Regions from separate parts of the Mus musculus genome. Here all the other regions are linked to region 3. Evidence: chromatin loops called from intact Hi-C (ENCODE). Cell type or tissue: gastrocnemius. All regions are shown on one strand. Links, peaks and the distances in the headings refer to the core of each region. The heading gives the core; the rest is flanking DNA.

Region 1 (6,685 bases), core at 1,108-6,107, 140 kb before region 3:
TTCCTGAAGATAGATGGCTTAGTAGTTAAAAGGAGTGGTTGCTATTCCAGAGGACCTAGCTTTGAGTCTCAGATCCCCCATCCAGCTCACATCTTTTTATAACTCCAGTTTCTGGAGAATCAGAGACCCTTTTCTGGATTCCTCCTGCACTAAGCACACAATACACATGGTCCATAGACACACATGCAGACAAACTACTCATAAACAATGAAAATAAAAGTGTTTCAAGATCCTTCTTGGTGAGAGAGTGATATGCAAGCTTCATTTCTCAGATTAGCTGGCTGGTGCCTATCTCTGAAGCAGCAGCTCTCCCAGGAGCTGGCCAGGAGTGATCTGTGCTGTCAGAGTGCACACTGCAAGTTGAGAATGGGTACGGTCTGGCTGTACTCTGCCCCACAGCCTCAGGGTGTCCCCTCTGGGCTGTCCCCATAGGTTGAGATTTCGTGAGACAGCACATAATACATATAGTAGGACCATCATAGACCTCAGAGCCTGAATAGACAGTGAGGACTCAAACCCTCATCTACTTGGAACCTCTCCCTGAGAGGATGGATGCTCTTGGTTCGTCCAGATGTGGCTCTCATTCTGAGCTACATTGGCTAAGTTTGCCAGGCCTAAGAGCTGAGTGAAGTCTGACAGATTCTGTACCTGGGTTTTTGGCAGCTTGCACAAGTCAGTCAGGCCTGGCTGTGGTGCATTCCTGCACCAGGCACTGTTCTTGCACGCTCAGGGCCATTGTCACCAGTGCGGCTGCATGTATGCACAAAACCTTCTTCCTCTTCATCCAGGCCTACTGCTGCCCAATGGTGTGTTGCTGATCCCGCTGCCTCTAGGGGAGGAAGTGGCAGGTTCCCAGGCTCAGTTCTGACAAATAAAATTGGGCCCCACTGGAAAGGAGGAGTTAGGAGGGTTCCTTTCCTTCCACCCCACCCCCCACTCTTTCTCAGCCTCCTTCTCAGCCAGGAGAGGTGTGCCCTGGAGAATACCCAAGCTCTGTCCTGCCTCCTGCTACAAGTCAGCTCAGTGACGGCCTTGGAAGGTGGCTGAGCTGTGTGCCTGCCCCTGATGCACTGGCACTAGGGGGTGCCTTAGCAACATTCCCCTGGGACTGGGAGCCAGGATTCCTCTGAGATTCTTCACAAACATGACCTGTACCTTACTGAAAGATACAGTGTCCTCTGAGGGACTAAGCCAGCTTTCCTTAGCCTTCCTAAGTCTATGACACTTTAATACAGCTCCTCATGTTGTGGTGACATCTAACCATAAAATTATTTCCTTTGCTATTTCATAACTGTGATTTTGCTACTGTTATGAGTCATAATGTAAATATTTGTTTCTTAAATGACCCCTGTGAGAAGTCAAGAATGTTGCAACTGGCAGGTTAAATGCCACTGGTCTAATCTAAGATATTGACACCTGCTGAGAAATTGGTGTCCACAGCATTGTATTGCTAAGAGTGGAGTGTAACAAAATTAATGAAGAGCGTAAGTAGACATTTGTGAATGGATGGGATCTGGGTGGGAGGAGAAGTAGAGGGAGAGCAAACTGTAATCAGGATATGTCACAGGAGGAAACTAATGCTATTTTCAATAAGAGGAAAATAATGTGTAACCATAAAAAAGGAGCTCCCACATTCCTGTGCCTCTAGCTTTTGAAAGCCACCATCCTCTCTTCTGTTCCTCTGAGTTTGACTCTTTGGGATTCTTCATCCAAGTAAAAGCATGCAACATTTTACTGTTTAAAATTTTAGGTGGGCATGCATTTGTCACATTGTGTAGCTATGCCTGCCTATGTGTACATGGGAGCCACGAGGGGATTGTATCCCTTGGAACTGGAGATACAGGCATCTTCAGGATGCCTGGCTTGCGGCATACTTATTGGGATCCAAATTCCAGTCCTTATGACTGCACAGCAAGTGCCCTTAACCACAGAACAATTTCTCCAGCCTTAGTATTTGATGTTTTGAGAGACTAGATCCCTATCGTCATGTCCTCAAGGTCCCTCCATGTTTATGGGATGCATAGGAAATTCCTTCTTAAGTACAAATAAAATTTCATCTTAAGACGAAAGAATAGACCACACTTTGTTTCCTTCCTCACCCATGGATGTTTTGCTTGCTTTTCTCTCTCAGCTCTCTCAGAGGATGCTATTGGAAACATGCTATACGAACAACTAATTTTGAAACTCTCTTTTAAAAACATTTACCTTTATCTTCATTTTAATATTTGTGTTATATCTTTCTGTGTGCATGTTACATGTGTTCAGATTCCTTTGTAGGTCGGAAGAGGGTGCTGAGTCCCCTGGAATTGTTACAGGTGTTTGTGGGCTGCTGTGTGGGTGCTGGGAACCAAACTCAGGTCCTCTGGAAGATCAGCAAGTGCTCTTACCTCTGAGTCATTTCTTTATCCCAGAAACTTTGCTTTTTAAAAATAAATAATTAAAAGCAGAATTTTTACACCAATATGGGAACCTCATACATTTACAAGTATTTTTAGTTTTATTTATTTTTATTTTGTGTGCATGGATGTTTTGCCAGCATGTTTGTTGACCCCATGAATGCCTGGTGCCTTCAGAGGTCAGTAGGTGGTTTTGGATTCTCTGGAACCAGAGTGACAGACAGTTCTGAGCAGTCATGTGGGTGCTGGGAATCAAACTTAGGTCCTCTGTAAGAGCAACAAGTGCTCTTAACCACCGAGGTAACTCTCTGGTCCCACACACCAATATTTTTGGACAAAGAAATCTTTTTTTTTTTTTTTTTTTTTTTTTTTTTTGTCGACAGGGCTTCACTCTGTTATCCAGACTAGCCCGAATCTCACTCTGTAGCCCACCCAGTCTTGCCTTGAACCTCAAACATATGGTAACCCTCTTGATTCAGCTTTCGGAGTACTTGGATTAGAGCCACCACAGCCACCATATTCTACCTTTGTTTTTTAAGACAAGGACTCGTAGTGTAGCCTGTCTGGTTGGCCTGGAACTCAGGAGACCTGGCTGCTTGCGTCTCTCCTGAATCCTCAACTGAAAGGCATATAGTACCATGCCTAGCATATTTTTTATTTTGAATATTTTTAAAAAGATTTATTTATTTATTTTATGCATATGAGTACACTATAGCTGTACAGATGGTTGTGAGCCTTCATGTAGTTGTTGGGAATTGATTGTTGGGACCTCTGCTTACTCCAGTCGGCCCCACTTGCTCAGTCCCTGCTAGCTTAGGCCCAAAGGTTTATTTATTATTATATATAAGTACACTGTAGCTGACTTCAGATGCACCAGAAGAGGGTGTCAGATCTCATTATGTGTGGTTATGAGCCACCATGTAGTTGTGGGATTTGAACTCAGGACTTCGGAAGAGCAGTCAGTGGTCTTACCCACTGAGCCATCTCGCCAGCCCCTTGAATATTTGTTTTTAATTTAAATTTATTTTATGTGTTTGGGTGTTTTGCCTGCATGTATGTCTGTGCATCATGTATTGCACATGGTGCTTGCAGGGACCAAAGAGATCAACAGATTCCCTGCAATTGTAATTACAGACAGTTGTGAGCTACCATGTGGCTGCCTGGTATTGAACATCAGTGCACTGGAAGAGCAGCCAGTCCTCTTAACCATAGGGCTATCCTATTTTTTCCTATTTTTTAATTGTGTATGTTTATGAACTTGTGTGAGTTTTTGTGCACATATGCATGCAGGACTCCTCAGAGGCCATAAGAGGGCATCAGACCCCTTCAAAATGGATGTAGGTACTAGGACCTAAACCCTTATCTCCAAAAGAGCAGTAAGTGCCCTTAACTGCTGAAGAGTTCTCTCCAGCCCCTACATTTTACTTTTTAAACGCAAATATTGTACATATTATATGTAATATCATGTTCTGAAATATGTACACCCTGTGGAATTGCTAAATCGAGTTAATTGACATATGTATTAGCATAAGACATCTTTTTAAAAAAATGTATTCATTTATTTACTTACTCACTTTACATCCTGATCACTGCCTCCCTCCTGGTCACCCCTTACCCCCCTTCTTCCCTCTCCCCTCCCTTTCTCCTCTGAGCAGGTGGGGCCCACCTGGGCATCCCCTCGCCCTGGCACTTCAATGGTGGGAAAACTTAAAGTCTCTCTTAGCAATTTTTGTCTTTTTATTAAAAATTTAAACTGATACACAAAACAAAGGTTATACATATTAATACGATACCATGAGATTTTCAATACCTATATACATTTTGTAATTTGTGAATCAGATTAGAAATACTGATTTATTCAAATAATTTTCTCATAATGAAAATATTCAAAATCCTTTCTTTCCTTTAGCTTTTTAAAATCCACATGACAATTTTTATTGTGAATGTTTTCAAAATTATTCCTTCAGTATCTCCCTACAGAGACAAAAACAAATTTGTTATTTAATACACTGGAAGTTGAAAAGTTGATCACTGCCTAGAGAAGGGAAAACTGTCTTGAAAACACACTTCCCCAGGAGGCCAGTTCATCACAGACCTCCAATAACATGGGCATGACCATGACAGATGTACTGTCCTCGATCTGAACCTTTATTCACTACCATTTGGTAATCATCTTCAGGCCCAGATCAATACACATTTCTCAGCAGTAATCATTAGCTGTCCAAGAAGACTTTCATCAGCATTTTCTGCAATGTCAGGAATCTAGAGTCTGTGTTTCTTGGGTATCACCAGAAAAAAGGGCTTGCACTTGAAAGGAAAGCCCATAGAAAGCATGACACTCAAAGCATCCTCAAAAACTGATTTTGCTTACAAGTTCCTTGCAGGTGACCTTCCCACACGTTGTGTTGTCACCCAGGCCAGGCAACCTAACACTTGCTATTATTGTCAGTTATCTCAGGCTTCCTTCTTTGCAGGAACCAGGAATGAAGTCCTCTTTCAGCTGTTGAGATAGACCACACAAAAGTTGCCGGTAGTCACCTTACTGTGTAATAATACAGCAGAACTTACTACTTCTAAGCATAGCTTAGTACACATTTGTGCTTGCCAGTGATTTTATTTTCTTGTGACAGATACCATAAATCCTTTATAGGAGGGAAGACTGATTTTGCTTTATGATTTTTGAAGTTCCCTGCACTAGTGGCTAGCTCTATTGTTTCTGGGTTGTGGTGAGCCCAAGCATTGTACTGGGAGGGAGCTGAAGGGCAGAGCTGCTTGCCCAATAGCAGTCATGACGCTTGTGTTTGCGGGGGCGGTTGGGGGCAGGAAAAAGGATGACAACTGTATAGTTCCTGACTTAGTTAGGGTTTTACTGCTGTGACCAGACACCATGGCCAAGGCAAGTCTTATAAAAAACAACATTTAATTGGGGCTGGCTTACAGATTCAGAGGTTCAGTCCATTATCATCAAGGTGGGAGTATGGCAGTATCCAGGCAGGCATGGCACAGGAGGAGCTGAGAGTTCTATGTCTTCATCCAAAGGCTGCTAGTGGAAGACTGACTTCCAGGCAATTAGGGTGAGGATCTTAAGCCCACACCCACAGTGACACACCTACTCCAACCAGGTCACACCTATTCCAACAAGGCCACACCTCCAGATGGTGCCACTCCCTGGCCCAAGAATATATAAACCATCACAGTCCCCAAGAACAGGACCCCAGCAACCTACCTCTAAATATGGCTGGCTTCCAAAGAATTCTCCCACTTCAAATAAAGCCATCAAATTATTAATCCATTAATTATTAATCCATATTAATTTTATATATTCATATATAATTATTTTGCCAAGTTTTTAAACAGTAAAATTAAACTTTATTCAGCAAATAGGGATTTAATGCTCAAACAATATGCTCACTTCTTCCTAATTAAATTCCGATTTTTTCCTCTTCAACTGTGACAGTATCTTCAGTCCACACCAGTCTCACTGAAATACTAGTTTTTAGTTCCCACGTGTATTATGGTTGGGCTTAGGGATTTGTTTCTCTTAGTACAGATCCTCTCAGCATTAAAAATCTTAACTTAAAATCAGCTAGTATGAAATATCTTGAAAACTATCTTTACAATTTCCTAGTAGGAAATAGATGGATACTCTTTCGGCTGAGCTCAGTTATACTTCCTGAAATGTTCCCAAAACTAATGACAGGATCAGAAACCTGAGCCCCACCCTTATAGAGGGGCAGTTTTCCCTGGGGAGTTACTAGTTTAGATTATTGCACAGAGGAAAGGGAAAGCAGCCAGCATTCTTCCACAGCCAAGTATTCCATGCCAGTGTTCCCAAAGAAGAGAAGTACCTGGGGTACAGTAAAAGTGGGTGAGCAATACCAGGAACCATTTTGCCAATTTTGTTACTCTAGAGAACTCTGCCTGACATAGGCATGTCATATCTAAACCATAACACTATTATTTTAAAATTATATATATAATTTTTTGACACAGTGTTCCTCTGTGTAGAACTTGGCTTTCCTGGAACTTGCTCTGTAGACCAGGCTAAACTGTAACTGGGGATAAAGGTGTGTTCGACCAAGCCCAACTTAAATTACATATTTGAATTAGCTTACAATGTTGTGGTTTCCCATAGGGTTCTTCATACATCCTTAGCTTGAGTTTACCCAGTTCTGCCCCCTGCTCTTCCCTGTCTCACTGTTCCCACCCCCACTTAAACCTTGAACCCCCAGTATCCCACTTTCCTATCACATGTGTCCTACCCCTTAGGCCTCTTCCCCTTTCTAGCT
Region 2 (6,685 bases), core at 876-5,875, 150 kb before region 3:
CCCATGGGAGGTCATGCCTGATCTTTTCTTCCACAGAGACCCAGAGGAGATTGAGGAGGGGCAGCCTGCTGAGAAGGCTATGACCAAGGAGGAATTTTAGGGCTAACGGACCACACCAGCTCCTGAGTTCACTGCTGCTCAGCCTGAGGTGGCCGACTGGTCTGAGGGTGTGCAGGTTCCCTCTGTGCCTATCCAGCAGTTCCCCCGCGGAAGCCTGGAGAGCACAGCCAGCCACTGAGGACTGGTCAGCAGCTCCCACAGAACAGGCCACCGAGTGGGTTGGAGCCACCACTGAGTGGTCCTGAACTCCTCTGCTCAGGAGACACCTGAACAATGGAGGAGAGGTGGAAGGAAAATAAAGTTCCTAGACGTCAAAAGAAAAAAAAAAAGAACCCATATGCACAGGCTAGCATGATGGTTCAAGCCTGAAAACCTGAGTTCACACTTTGGAATCCACTTAAAAAATCCGGCTGGACAGATGGCTCAGGGGATAAGAGCACTGACTGCTCTTCCAGAGGAGTGAGTTGAATTTACAGCAACCACATGGTGGCTAACAACAATCTGTAATGGGATCTGATGCCCTCTTCTGGTGTGTCTGAAGGCAGCAACTTGGTACTCACATAAAATAAATAAATCTTTTTAAAAATAAACTCTGGATGCAGGGTAGGAGAGATTCCCCAGGTGTTAACAGTGTGACGCTCTTCCATAGTTCAGGCTCCCCGTCTCCCTCCCTTTCCTCTCCCTCAGCCCTCTCCTCTCTGTCTCTCTCTCCCTCTCCTCTCTGTCTCTGTCTCTCTCTCTCTCTCACACACACAGACACACACCAAACTTTTGAAAACCAGAACTTTTCAGATGGAGATGAGAACACTTGTCAGGCCAGGACCTGGAAGATGTGGACATTCAGGCCCTAGACCCTCACTTCCACTGCCATGGGAAGGTTCCCCGTGTTGGCTCACAGAAGCACTAAAGACTCACTTCACCAACACCAAGCCAGAGACAAGTAGGCACTCTTCTATGCTCCCTACACCCTGTGTGCACAGTGTGTGTGGCTTCACGTTCTCTACAACCCATGTAGGTGCAATCTTGGTGCCTTCTCTACACCTCTAGTGCCATGGTCCAGGGCTGGCCAGGGGACTTGGAAACTCATTTCAAAGGGGAGGACTATGCAGAGGCCTAACGATGTAGTACAAATTCTAGTCCGGTCCTCCCCGAGTGCAGTGCCTCCCAGAGAGAGGCTGATCCGGAAGGGCAGAGACTGGGATAGGGGAAGACTTGGAGAGGAGAAAGGATTGCTGCATGCAGGGAACAGGAGACAAAAATGGGCTGTATGAGACTGTCCCAGAGAAGACAGGAGTCAGGGCAAGGGCAGGGTCTTCGGCAAAGGTGGGAAATGCTGGCTGCTGTCAGGCCTGGCCCCTAAGAATCCAGGCCCGGAACAGCTGGCTAAGCTTGGGTGCATGGTGCCTGCTCAGAAGCTGCCCCACGTCCCACTAAGGGACTACTGCTCTTTTTGTTCTTTTCCAAAAAATCACATTATTTCCTTTTTGAGAAGTTCATCCATGAGAACCATATTTGGGGGAGATAGACTGCATTGTAGGTGAGGACTAGTGTTCCTAGAGGGGCAGGAAAAGAACACCCTGTTGTTGCACCTCATCACCCACCAAAAGGAAAAGGGCTGAACATAGGACAAAAGGACTCAGAGCCGGGCGTGATGGCGCACGCCTTTAATCCCAGCACTCGGGAGGCAGAGGCAGAGGCAGAGGCAGAGGCAGAGGTAGGCAGATATCTGAGGTCGAGGCCAGCCTGGTCTACAGAGTGAGTTCCAGGACAGCCAAAGTACTCAATGTGAAACAGCTGTCACCAGGGGCAGGCTTGGGGTAAAAACAGGGGCACAGCTCAGCTCTGACTGACTGTAGAGCAGACGCTCTCAATCTGTGGGTAGCAACTCCCACAGGCTCACACATCAGACAGTACACGATGATAAACAACAGTTGCAAAAGTACAGCTGTGAAGTAACAATGAAATAGCTTTATGGTAGAGGGTTAACATCACAAAATGAAGCCCATGAGCAGGCCATAGCATTAGGAAGGTGGGAACCACTGCTGTCGAAGAAAACTGGAAGGAAGCAGGATCCACAGGTGGTAGTTTGGCCTCTTCTGTGGGGAGAAACTCTTGAGTCCAACCTGCCAAGCAAAAACAGAGTCAGGCCAGCTCTTGCTTCCTGAGCAGTCAGGAGTGTGGCAAGGGCTGTCGATAGGACACTCACTTCAAGGATCCTGGAACTTTTCTTTGAAGACTTGCATGATTGCTGAAACACAGAGGTAAAAATGGGTATTCCAGACATAGACACACAGGACAGGAACCCACCCGCCTGAGACCCATGCTCTGCTCCACAGGAACTTCCAGACAGCCGCCTCACTGCCCTCCAGCCCCCATCCAAGCAGACAGAGTTGGGACACACTCCCCCACCCATCACCGAGCGCTATGTGCAAACGTTTTCTACAGGAGAACAGCATGGATAGGCAGTCCTCAAACGCTGGGTCACAGCAGTGCCAGCCCTACTTGTGAAACAAACAAACAAACAAACAAACAAACATGTGTCAACAGACACCCAAAAATTCCAGGTGCCAGGACTTCAAGGGAAAGCTAAGGAGGAACATCTGAATGTCCAGAGAGAAGAGGCTGGGGGGACTCATCTGTACAGCACATGGGAGAACAGAGAGCCTCTTGGTGCAAGTTCCAGAAGTCAAGGCACACAGGGCTCCCAGCCTGGCCTGATTCATGTCACCTTCCCCATGAGGGCCTGCCCCACCACCCACTGTAACCACCTGCACCCAAACACTAAGCTCCCCCCTCTGCCCCTGTCCCAATATCTTTCCTGCCCGGGGTAGGCCATACCGAGTTGTTCCTTGAGTTCATCTATTTCCTTCTGTAACATCTCACACTAGCCCAGCAGGCATGAAAGAAAAAGAGAGATTAATATTCAGTGTCCTGGCTTCTTCTCTGCTCCATCCACACGTGCCCTTTATCATTACACCTCCCACTATCCACAGTCCTGGGATAAGACTGGCAAAAACCTTGAAGAGCAAGCAGGTGCCCCCCCCCCCCCGTGCAATTTGGGACAGGAGTTGGCACAGGAGGTTAATTGTCAGGTTAACTTTGACAGTCAGCTCAGGGTCTACCTGAGGCTAGCATTTCAGAGAGCTGATAAAAGTTTTACCTGTTGGCAGCCCCCTATGGCTTGTATTTGATGCTGCCTATCGCCAACTGGGAATGGCAGACGTAGAGGTAATTCCTGGTCACCTGAAACATACAAACACACACAGACACACACAGGAGTGGGGATGAGAAACAGGATTATATAAGTTGGAAGGGACTAATGGGGTCCAAAATGAGGCCGCAGTGCCCTCTGCTGGCAGCACCTTGTACCTGGTAAGTCTTCACCTCTATCTAGCTCTATTCTTGCCCTTACTGCAGCCCAGAGGCAGCATAAAGGTGCTGTGAGCCCCTAAGACAGTGGCACTGAGTGTATGCTAGCAGGACTACCACCATGGCTAGAAGCTAGGAGCTCAGTGCATGTATAGGGCTCAGCAGCAAAATCTGTCGTGTTCAAGATGGAACTCATATTGCCCTACCTTTAAAGTCATGCATCCCACAATCTCACTCATTTCCCAACGTGACCTGAGGTCAGCCCTGACCATACCCAGTCTCCTGTGGACTCCCTACCTACCTCATCAGAGAAGCCTAAGAAGCAAGGCTGCAATCCTCAAAAGAACAGAGCCCCAGGTTGCTTCCCTCTCCCCAGCCTCCCCCACTGTTCTCCAAGCCCCAAAGTCTCACCAGCAGGTGCAGGTGGTGCTCTGGGTCTGGCACATCTCTGGATCAAGAAGAACTGTGGGTTTGCTGGAACTTGAGGGGCTCTGGTGTTGGAGTCTCCACTGCTCATTTCTCCACGATGCATGCACACGGAAGGCTGCTCTGCCCTGTGTAGTGGAACCTCACACACAAAATACTTATCACTGAGTATATGTTGTTGAGGGGCTGAGGGAAAGGGGGTAACAAAATGGAGGCTTGGGAGGCTCATCCCTTCTGCACCTCCTGTCCTCAGTCACCCTCAGCTCAGGAGGCAGAGCTCAGCCAGGAAGGAGCCCACAGACACTGAAAAGCCTCAGGTCCTGGCCTGGCTTCCTTGGGGAGGAGCCAGGGAGGAGCCAGGAGGCCCTCAGGACTGGCTATATGCTCAAGTTGTTCAGCCCACACTGTAGGGGCTCTCTGGACAGCAACCACCCAAACTGACAGCCAGACACATTTCCCTCCCCAGACCTGGTTAGAGAGAGGAAATGCACAGGGAAGGGAACAGGAAGCAACCCCTAACTGAGGCTCCCTTGATATCCACCCTTATTTACCACCAGGACTCCACACTAGACATCCTAATCAGGATGAGTGTCCACTGACAACTTCCCAAGCCAAGGCATGGGCAGGGGCAGGGGCAGGGGCAGGGGCAGGGGCAGGGGCAGGGGCAGGGGGAGCAGCACAAACGTATGTGCCGGGAAGGGGAAGGGCAGGGTGACAGGAGAGAGGGCATGGTCTACTCACTTGGGCCTGCAGACCAGGATCTCTCGGTGAGTTATCTTCTTTGGGCCCTGCCTGTGGCTCCCTTGTCTTCTTTGCTATGGATTTCTTCCCAGTGCAGACGGACTTGAACTCTTTGGGCCCTGAAGGCAGTGAGCATTTACTTGCCTTCCCTAGCAGAGCAACCCCTGAGATTGGGGGGAAAGTGGCTGGTTCTACAGTAGCTGATTTGAGTCTCTGTCCCCATGGTGGGAAGATTCTCGCCACGGGTCCTCTTGAGGTGTCCCACTGAGATGGCTTTTCCTGGGCTGGCTTCTTTCTTGGACTTATCTTGTATAAGCCAGCAGAAGCAACAGCAACAGGGGCAGGGGCAACAGTAGAGGCAGTGGCAGTGGCAGTGGCAGAGGCAGAGGCAGAGGCAGAGGCAGAGGCAGTGGCATTGGCAGTGGCAGAGGCAGAGGCAGAGGCAGAGGCAGTGGCAGTGGCAGCTGCTGCTGCTGCTGCAGTAGCTCCTTGGTGGCTGGGCCTGCCCCCTTCTTTGCTCCAAACCATAGTTTGTTTTTTCTTAGCTGAAGAGCTTTCCAGCTCTCCCGAAGCCTGCTTTTCGATGGCTGAACCGAGTCCTCTTGGAGTAGAGGCCAGCATAGAGGGAGGCACATGGACAAAACTTTCCCTGCCATGGACATTCGTGTGTCTAGCTGGATCTTCCTGCTCAGTGAGGCCAGCGGACTTGGGCTGGTTTCCTTCTTTGAGACAAATGGTTACCCTCATCATCTGTGTCTCACTGAACTCATCAGAAGACTCAGGGCTGGAGGAGGGACATTGAATGTCATCACTGGTTACTACCCTACTCATGGCACTTCTTCTTGGGGTCATCCAGGCCCTGCCTCGCCCCGGACCTCTGGGGTGCAGTTGGGTAGCTGTGACCTGCTTCCCTTCCGTTGAGGTCTGAGGCCGCATGCTTCTTCTGAGCGTGCTTGCGTCTGAGTCTCCCCAAATGCTAATGGGCTCAGCAGCACAGCTTGGGGGGGATTGATGTCCGTGGATCCCCCAGGCCTCCCGGTTGGCTATGTGCTGCCCGAAGCTTGTACCCTCGATGGCTAGCTGCTGTACAAAGTCCAGATTGTCCCCTCTGTCATCCACTGGGGTGCCGGGCCGCCCCTCGCAGCCCCAAATGACTGACCTTCCGTCCATCTCCTCCCTGTCTAACCACGAGTCGTACTGGGGAGGCCTGGAGACCTGAAGGCACACCTTCTCCTCGGGGCCGGGGCCGGGGCCGTGTCCCCGCGGGAATCCATGGGCAAACCGGCGTCTCTCTGTGTGCTCCCCACTTTCCGGCCCCCAATTGGTCCCCCGAAAAGACACCTCATCAGGAGAACTCATGGTTCCAGCCCTGCAGGCGCTGTCTGTCTGTCCGAGGGAGACCTGCCGCTGCCACCGCTGCCGCTGCCGCCGCCGTTCACCGCACTGCTGGCTACGCCTGGGCGAAGGCAACCGTCACCTCCGCCGCGGCTGCAGGTGCCATCCGCTTCCGGTCAAGTCTCGCGAGACTTCGCGCAGCAGTGTGCCCCCCCCCCCCAGGGCCTAGTCTCGCCGTTCTCATTGGTCTGCCACTCCACTAGCCACCAACCAGGGCGCCTATTGTTGGGCCGTTCCTCGAAGCCCCATCCAATAGAGACAAGGACTCTTAAGGAAAGGGCGGGGCCTGGGGACCTTTCCTGAGTGAGGCGGTTTCGAGACTTCGAAGGCTCGCCAAGTTCTCGGAGAAGCTTGCCCTAGCTGTGACGAAAGGCCGTGGTGAGGAGCGGGGAGACTCTTCCTCCGTATCGCATGCTGCCGACATGAGCTCTTTGGGTAAGGCGGCAGTCCCCACAGCCTGTGATGATGAGGACACCCTTCTTACCGGAGATGCGAACTCCCAGCATCAGGTGTCTGGTTCTGAAGCTGGCTTGAGCCAGGAGGGCAGGGAGCGGTTAGGGGACCCTGTGATCAGCCCAGGAGTTGCAGAGGGTCCGAGCCCCCTCCAAGGGCCTCTGGAGATCAGAGAGGGTGAGGCCAGCCTCCCGGGCCCCGAGAGCAGTGACTTAGGGTCTGGGTCTAAGATGGAGGCAAC
Region 3 (6,685 bases), core at 1,087-6,086:
GTTCTCCTTCCATTCTTGCTTATCCTATTCCTCCTCCCTGACCCAGTCCCTCTTCTGTGTTCAGGTTTGTATTTGCTTGGTTTTGATGACCCAATGAGTTTCGTTAGGATTGTCCACAAGTTTACAGGTACCAGTGGCAACTGCTGTAAGCTCAAGGGCCAGACAGCTGTTCCATGTTCTATGACAGATTTCCCAGCACTCCCGCTGACCCCCCCATCCTTCAGCTCTTATATTCTTTCTGCACTCTCTTCCAAGATGTTCCCTGAGCCTTGGAGGAGGGGTTACAAATGACCTATTTATGGCTAAGCCATCACTTATCCTCATCACCCTGACCAGGCCTTGTGCATCTTCTTCCTAGGTTTTCATATCATCCTATTCTTGAAAGTGTCCTTTCCCACTCTTGCCAATGGCACAGTCAGTTTATCTGTGCTTAGTATTCCTCTGCATGCTCTTTCAGGCTCAAGCTGTCTAAGCAACAGTTGCCTACCTTTCTCACTCTCTACACAGGGAGCTTCCTGCTTCCGGCCATGAGAAATCTCGCCTCCTGAGACTGTGATCAGAAGTCTCTCATGCCCCAGAACATGACAAACAGATACATCTCATCACAGCTTGGTTTTGCCATTGGTCTTGCCAAAAAGCTGTTCCCTTCTCTATGCCAACTCCATACCCAGCCTTTGAGGTGCCATCTGAATTGTTCTTTGGTATGGGCGCATTGAAATTTTTTAAAATTTACTTTTTTTCACAGTTCTTTGTATATGTGCAAGTGTGCACATACACGCACGTGCTACAGGGCACATGTGGAAGTCAGAGAGGGTGTGGGGGTTGGCTTTCTCCTTTTCCATCAGTAGCACTTATTTTTGACAAACATCATTTATCATTATGGAGAAGCTACAGACTGGTGACCACTGGGCTAATAGCCACAAATTGTGTCCCAGAACAGTTAGGAATCTTTCCATGTGGTCTGGATTTCTGGCTCCTTTGGAAAAACAGAAAAATCTGGTATTACTAGATGTGCATTTCCACAGGACAGTAGGTAACTAGATTGGGATGGTGGCTTCCCCTCTAACTAGAACAATGTCCTGTCCAGCCCTTCACAGTCCCCACTAGTCCTTATTAGATTCCCCCACCTTTTTTCACTATTCTGTCGGGTTGGCTCATAAAGGCATTTGAATTACCTTATCTGAACTATTTCATTCATGCCCAAGTTCCTACATATACCACGACCTCTTATGTACATGTGAAACTCTGTGAATTTCTTCTGTTTCTCTCATGCTGGTACTGACAAAGTGTTCCATCAATACTGAGATGGAACAATTTGCCTTGAGGTGATCCTTTTTTCATTTTATGTGTATGGATGTCTTGCCAGCATGTATGTCTGTGTAGCATGTATGTGTGTGCCTCGAGGTAAGTTTAGAATGTATGTGAATTTACTTTCGTAGCACGGGAAGGCAGTATAAAAGTAGCATTTGTTGACAGACGCTCATATCCCTGACTCAGAGGAACACTGTGTGGATGGCAACACTGCTCCCATGTCACAGAGGAAAACTGAAGCTCAGAGAGCCACACGGTAGGATGAGCCTTAGTTTCGGTAGTCAGTTTCTGTAATCAGGGCCAAAGACTTTGTCGTATAAAGCAGCTTCTGGAGACGGAGAGGAGCTGCCCCAGACTCTCTTAGAAAGAGAGCACAGACTCTGAGAGGTTTTTCTGCTTAGACAGAGATCAGGCATGTGTCATGCACCTACTCTGTGCCCCGTGCCCTCTCGGGAACCCCAAGCCTCCTGGTAGGTAGCCCACTGAAAAGGTGAAACAGATGAGGCCGGATTGCTGTTGGGATTTGGGGCCCATTTGATGAGTCGCATTTGATTCTGTCACAATTGACAGAAGCACCTTGCCTGTGTGTGCTCAGAGCTTGCTACTCCCATGTGCCGTCACTGGCGTGCGGTGTGGGGTGGGAAAACACAGAGAAATTATGCGTGCCTAATTGTGCAGCAGCAAGCAGGAAGGAATGTGCGCACGCCAGGGGCTCCCACTGGGGCAGCAGTCTGCTGTCATGTGTTTCTGAACAGTTGCAGGAAAACTTGTCTGGACCCTTGGATGCAGAGGGGTGGGTCTGGCAGACGTGGGTTGTAACTTTGGTGGCAGAAAGGATTTATAGGAAGCAGATATTTAGAGTCTAGAAACTTTTCTCTGGAACCTTTGTCTGCTTCCCCCCCCCCCACACACACACCCTCTAGTCACCTCCAGTTCTTAGCCCTGGCTAAGAAAGGAGCTATGTAGGAAGACCTCAGGCATGGGGCCAAAGTGTTCTTCAACACCTGACATGTCCACAGACCCATTTTAGGGTCACCAAAATGTGCCTGCTCATGTTGGTGCATGTACTAAACCTCTGGACCACAAGCTCCAGGCCAGCCATGAAACAGGGAAGATAGGTCAGAATGGGGTGAGGATGCTAGTGTATCAGGTAAGAGATTGTCTTTTACACTCTATGGGATGCCCAGACTCCATGGTCCAAGCACTTCCTCTGGTCCTAGAAGCACACCCTCAGTAGTCCACTCAATCTCTTTGAAGTCACATGGCTTACCTCTTTCTGTGTGAGAAGGCAGAAGGAAATGTTTGCCTATGTATCAAGAGATGAACGTTTAAGCTCCATAGTGATGCATCTAAATAAAAAAAAAACTATTGTGCTCAGTGTGTATGCGTGTGTGTGTGTGTGTGTGTGTGTGTGTGTGTGTTACTACAGATGAAAGCTAGACTTCACACACCTTAAACAAATGCTGTATCTGAGGTATATCCTGTCCCTGTTCATTACTGAGGGTGCTATTGAGGGTGCTAGTCTAAGATATTTAAATTCACTATTTCATTCTTAAAAGAAAAAGATCAAGAACTTGAGTTAAGAGAGGAAGACTAAGTCATCAAAAGTCACCCAGGGAACCAGTGATGGGGCCCTCTTGAGCTCCATGCAGAGCCAGCATACCACCTGCTAGTTCCACTTGATACACAGGAGGAAAATGGAATTTAGGAGGTTCCTAGCATCAGAGGAAGGGCTGGATTGTCCTATTCTGTCTCTGCTATCTAGCTTGCTGTGTGACTTTAGGCACATTACTCAGCCTCTCTCAGCTGTCTCCTGTTTGCAAAAAGAGGTAGAGTTGGAAATGTCAGCGTTCCAAACCTCTGAAAGCCTATACCGTGAAAAGCAGTATTAGTAGGCAGTAGAGAGGAGGGAACTTCGAATGCCCAGATGCAAAGGATGGGAAGTTGACCTGGGTGTGCCTTGGCTTTACGAGATGGAAGCAGGCCTGGGAAGACTTGTCAAAGTGGATACAGCTCACACCACCCCCTCAGCAGCCATTCTGCAAGTAGCCACTTGAACCAGGTGATCACTGATGACCAGGTTCAGCAGGCACACCTACACAGTGGGCTGCTGCTGCCACCTAGGGGACAGTGGTGACCCGGAGCTTGGACTGTACAGAGCTGTGATTCAGTCACTTGCTGCACATTCCCTGTCTCCTGCTGGTTTCCGGAGTGGAGAGAGACAGCCTGGCCCTGTTCAGTGGTGGGGAGGGGAATGAGGCAGAGCGTCAAGTGCCGCCTCTGTTTGGGGAGTTATAAATAAATCCATCTGGAAGTGTTTGGGGCTGTGAGAGCTGAGGGCTGGCCCTGCAGTTCAGACCATGTGGTGCATATTTCCATCCACACCAGCTCCCCCACCCCCAGTCCCCAGAGACTGTCTGAGCCGGGCAGGAACGTCTCAGGCCCCACCTCAACTACCAGCCCCCACCCAGGACTCCTCTATTCTGGTGCAATCCACAAGATCATGGCTGAGCACTACTTTGAATTTAGTTCAGTGGGCCCTTGATGCCTGACGAATGAATGATTTTTGTAGCTCAGCATTAGGCAGGACCTGTGTTGGAAGTGAAGCATGCTAGGTTTTTAGGATGACCTCAGCAGGCAGCTAAAGCTGGCCTGGGTGTAAAGGCGCTGCCCGAGTGTGCTTGTCCCCTTGTCTCGAGCACCCAGCAGCATGCTGCTCAGTCACAATGAAGCCATGGAATGATTTATTAATGTCTCAAGCACCTAGTGCGCACCCTTCTCTGCTGGACAAGGAAGGTAGAAAATGACAGCCTCGGAGAACTTGAACTCAGAGTTCGAGTTGCCCCTTATCTATGGAGTGCCAGCTCCAAGACACCCACTGAGTGTATTGTTCTTCCTTTCAGAAAGCCCTATGACAAGGCCCAATTGATAAACTAGTCACAGGAGGAGATTAACAACAACTAATAAGCAGACTCATAGCCACAAACGTCTAGAAAAGTTATTTTTTAAAAATTCACAATTGTTTATTTCTCGAAGTTTTCCATTGATATTTTTAAAACTACAATGTCCAGTGAGTAGAAGAAACTTCAGACAGCAAGACCATGTGTGCAGTGTGCAGCATGCAGTGTGCAGGGGGTGGGCAGCATGGGGGCAGCTGCACACTGTTAGCAGTTGAGGCTACACAGTTCTTTGCAGTGCGAGGCTCTCCTTTGCAGTGTGGACTTTCCTGACCCAAAGTGGCAGTTGTACTCTGGAGCGGCTGGGACAACCAGACATACCTCTACACATTTCCAGGTATTTCCAGGGGACAGAAGGGACAGGCCCTGGCTGCAGGACATTTGGAAGGAACTTGACAGTAGGGAGCTGAAAGGAAGCTGCTCCAATGTGAAATGCTAAGCCAGCCCTCTGCACTGACAAGCACAGAACTGGGAAACGCTGGGTTCACCCCAACGGTATGAAATGATCCTTAATTGCTGGATCAGATCCCAGAAGCCCACAAGACCACAGTCCTACCAAACTGGATTGGAGCCAAGAAGCAAGCCACAAGCATAGCAGTTAGGGATCTGCTGGTGGCATGATTGGGAATGTCCACAGGCTACTGCAATCCAGCCCCAGGGACAGAGGGTGGGTAGGTATTGGGTAGGTGTTGTTGGATGAGAATACACTATGGTAGAAGTTGCACTGGAGGCCTGAGCTCCCATTAAAATGGCTACAGGTTAAGGTATTGGTGTTACCGGGAACCCCCCACAAGCACCCAGATGACCACTCAGATACAGTTCATAGACAACTGAAAGTCTTTATTCCAGCCAACTGGAACTACACTCAGGTGTTCGGGACCCAAGCGTAGCCTCGAGTGTTTAGGGTAAGGGTGTAAAGACAAAAGCCACATCATAATACCTCAACAGCTGCAGGGGAAGGTCTGCAGGCAGGCAGTTTAACTGAGGCTAAGTTGTTAGCTGGGCATCTGGACCTTGGATACCTGGAATAGAGTTAGATAATTTCCGCAGGACTCTCCATCAAGGACATCAGATTCTAGTTAAAACTAAAATGGCCTCAGCAAAATACAAGATGGAGGAATCTCTGCATCATCTTGCCCTGTCGCATTGAGAAGGGTGAAGAGTGACAGCAGGATATAGGCCCATCATATAGCACACAAGAGCTGTGCTGCCTCTTCTCTGCCTCATGCTCCCATTCTTGGTGCGAGTATCCCCATCCAGGGCTTCATCTTGTATTGGGACCATATTAGCAGTGTCCCAATTATTCTATTTCTGTTTCTCTGTCCTTTGAAATCATCAGTTTAGTTGTACAGGGGCTAGAACCCAAGACTCTCCATAGTTGGCCACGTCATGCACTCAGCTAAAAGTATCTTCTGGCTTTCACCCCATCCTACCATTTGCCAGTGCCACCTATACCCTGCACCAGTGCCACTTAGCAATCTGACCTCCATGACCTCTATCCCTTGTCATTCTGGTCACTTGGTTCCAGTTAACTTTTTCCAGGCTCCCTGCTTTCCTTGATCCCAGACCTTGCTGTGTAGCCAATGCCAAGTGAGCGTACACTGCCCTTTGCTCCTCATGGCCTTACAATTATTCAATGCCCTTTGAACTTTTCTCACCGCAGTGTGAATTCTTGGGATTCAAGGCTTGGCTGAAATGTTTTTGTCTTTAGGAAAGCCTTCCCCAGTCCCTGAGACAAACAGTCACCCTCCCCACTCTGTGGTCAGTCCCTGCACTGGTTGGTAAGTTGCCTAAGGGCATCAGCCAGGCACCATTCAGTTTTGCCCTCTTCCTCAACCCCCAGTGGGGACAAAGAGTGACCCAGAGATAAGATTCTCCCCAATTGGGCCATTCTTTATAGCTGTTTCCCTGTGGCTACTATATTTGGATGAGGGTTTTTGAAAGAGCCAATAAAGGAATGGCTGAGATGCAGGGCCAAAGCCAGGGACAGGGAAGTAAGGGTAGAAAAAGGAAGGGTAGAAAGGATAGAAGAAGAAAGGGGATGGCAGAGGCCCTTTAGCAGGCTCCCAAAGGGCACTCTGGTAGCAGAGTGGGGTAAGGAAGGCAGTTCCTGTGGTGGGTCAGCCAAGTATACAGTTATTAATGAGCATTAGTGCCCTTCAGTGGCAAGCATTTCATGAAAGGATGCCTTGCTGGGACCAAATGACAGTCAACCGTGACACTCTTAGTAAAGAGCAGACGAAGCATCGAGGTAAGAGCTGCCAAACTCCTTAGAGAGATCTCAAGGGCTTCAAAGGCCACTGGAACCCCAGAACTTCTTTTCCGGAAGCCTCCCTCTTGCCTAGGAAAGGTAGACACAGGAAGAGAAGAGACAAATGTTGAGCAGCCTCTGCCAGACACATGTGACATACAGAGCT

Evidence for each region. A loop is a pair of places that touch in the nucleus more often than their neighbours do. Peaks named below come from ENCODE experiments on the same cell type or tissue, not always from the same donor. Only the 100,000 strongest peaks of a DNase experiment are listed, where the experiment ranks them.
Region 1: it touches region 3 in a loop (6-fold over the local background); 26 of 42 quality-filtered maps call a loop at or near these places.
Region 2: it touches region 3 in a loop (6-fold over the local background); 18 of 42 quality-filtered maps call a loop at or near these places.

What each region holds. Positions count from the first base shown.
Region 1 is chrX:101,801,998-101,808,682 of GRCm38, forward strand. No RefSeq gene overlaps it. Among named protein-coding and RNA genes, the nearest start is that of 8030474K03Rik, 11 kb to the left of the region's middle. In gastrocnemius, for the core only: a CTCF peak has its summit at 3,700 (motif pointing right); a DNase peak (open chromatin) is centred at 3,697.
Region 2 is chrX:101,788,341-101,795,025 of GRCm38, forward strand. It overlaps Gm4779 (predicted gene 4779), which reads right to left and starts at 6,105. Exons shown (of 6, transcript NM_001374240.1): 1 at 4,597-6,105; 2 at 3,841-3,997; 3 at 3,221-3,303; 4 at 2,899-2,944; 5 at 2,267-2,308; 6 at 2,009-2,183. The coding sequence starts at 5,955. The coding sequence ends at 2,268. It overlaps 8030474K03Rik (RIKEN cDNA 8030474K03 gene), which reads left to right and starts at 6,316. Exons shown (of 7, transcript NM_001359671.1): 1 at 6,316-6,685. The coding sequence starts at 6,414. It also overlaps the pseudogene Gm9095. In gastrocnemius, for the core only: a CTCF peak has its summit at 3,420 (motif pointing left); a DNase peak (open chromatin) is centred at 3,406.
Region 3 is chrX:101,939,103-101,945,787 of GRCm38, forward strand. All of the region lies in intron 1 of Nhsl2 (NHS-like 2), which reads left to right. Among named protein-coding and RNA genes, the nearest start is that of Gm25828, 30 kb to the left of the region's middle. In gastrocnemius, for the core only: a CTCF peak has its summit at 3,430 (motif pointing left); DNase peaks (open chromatin) are centred at 3,451, 3,991 and 4,490; H3K27ac peaks cover 552 bases.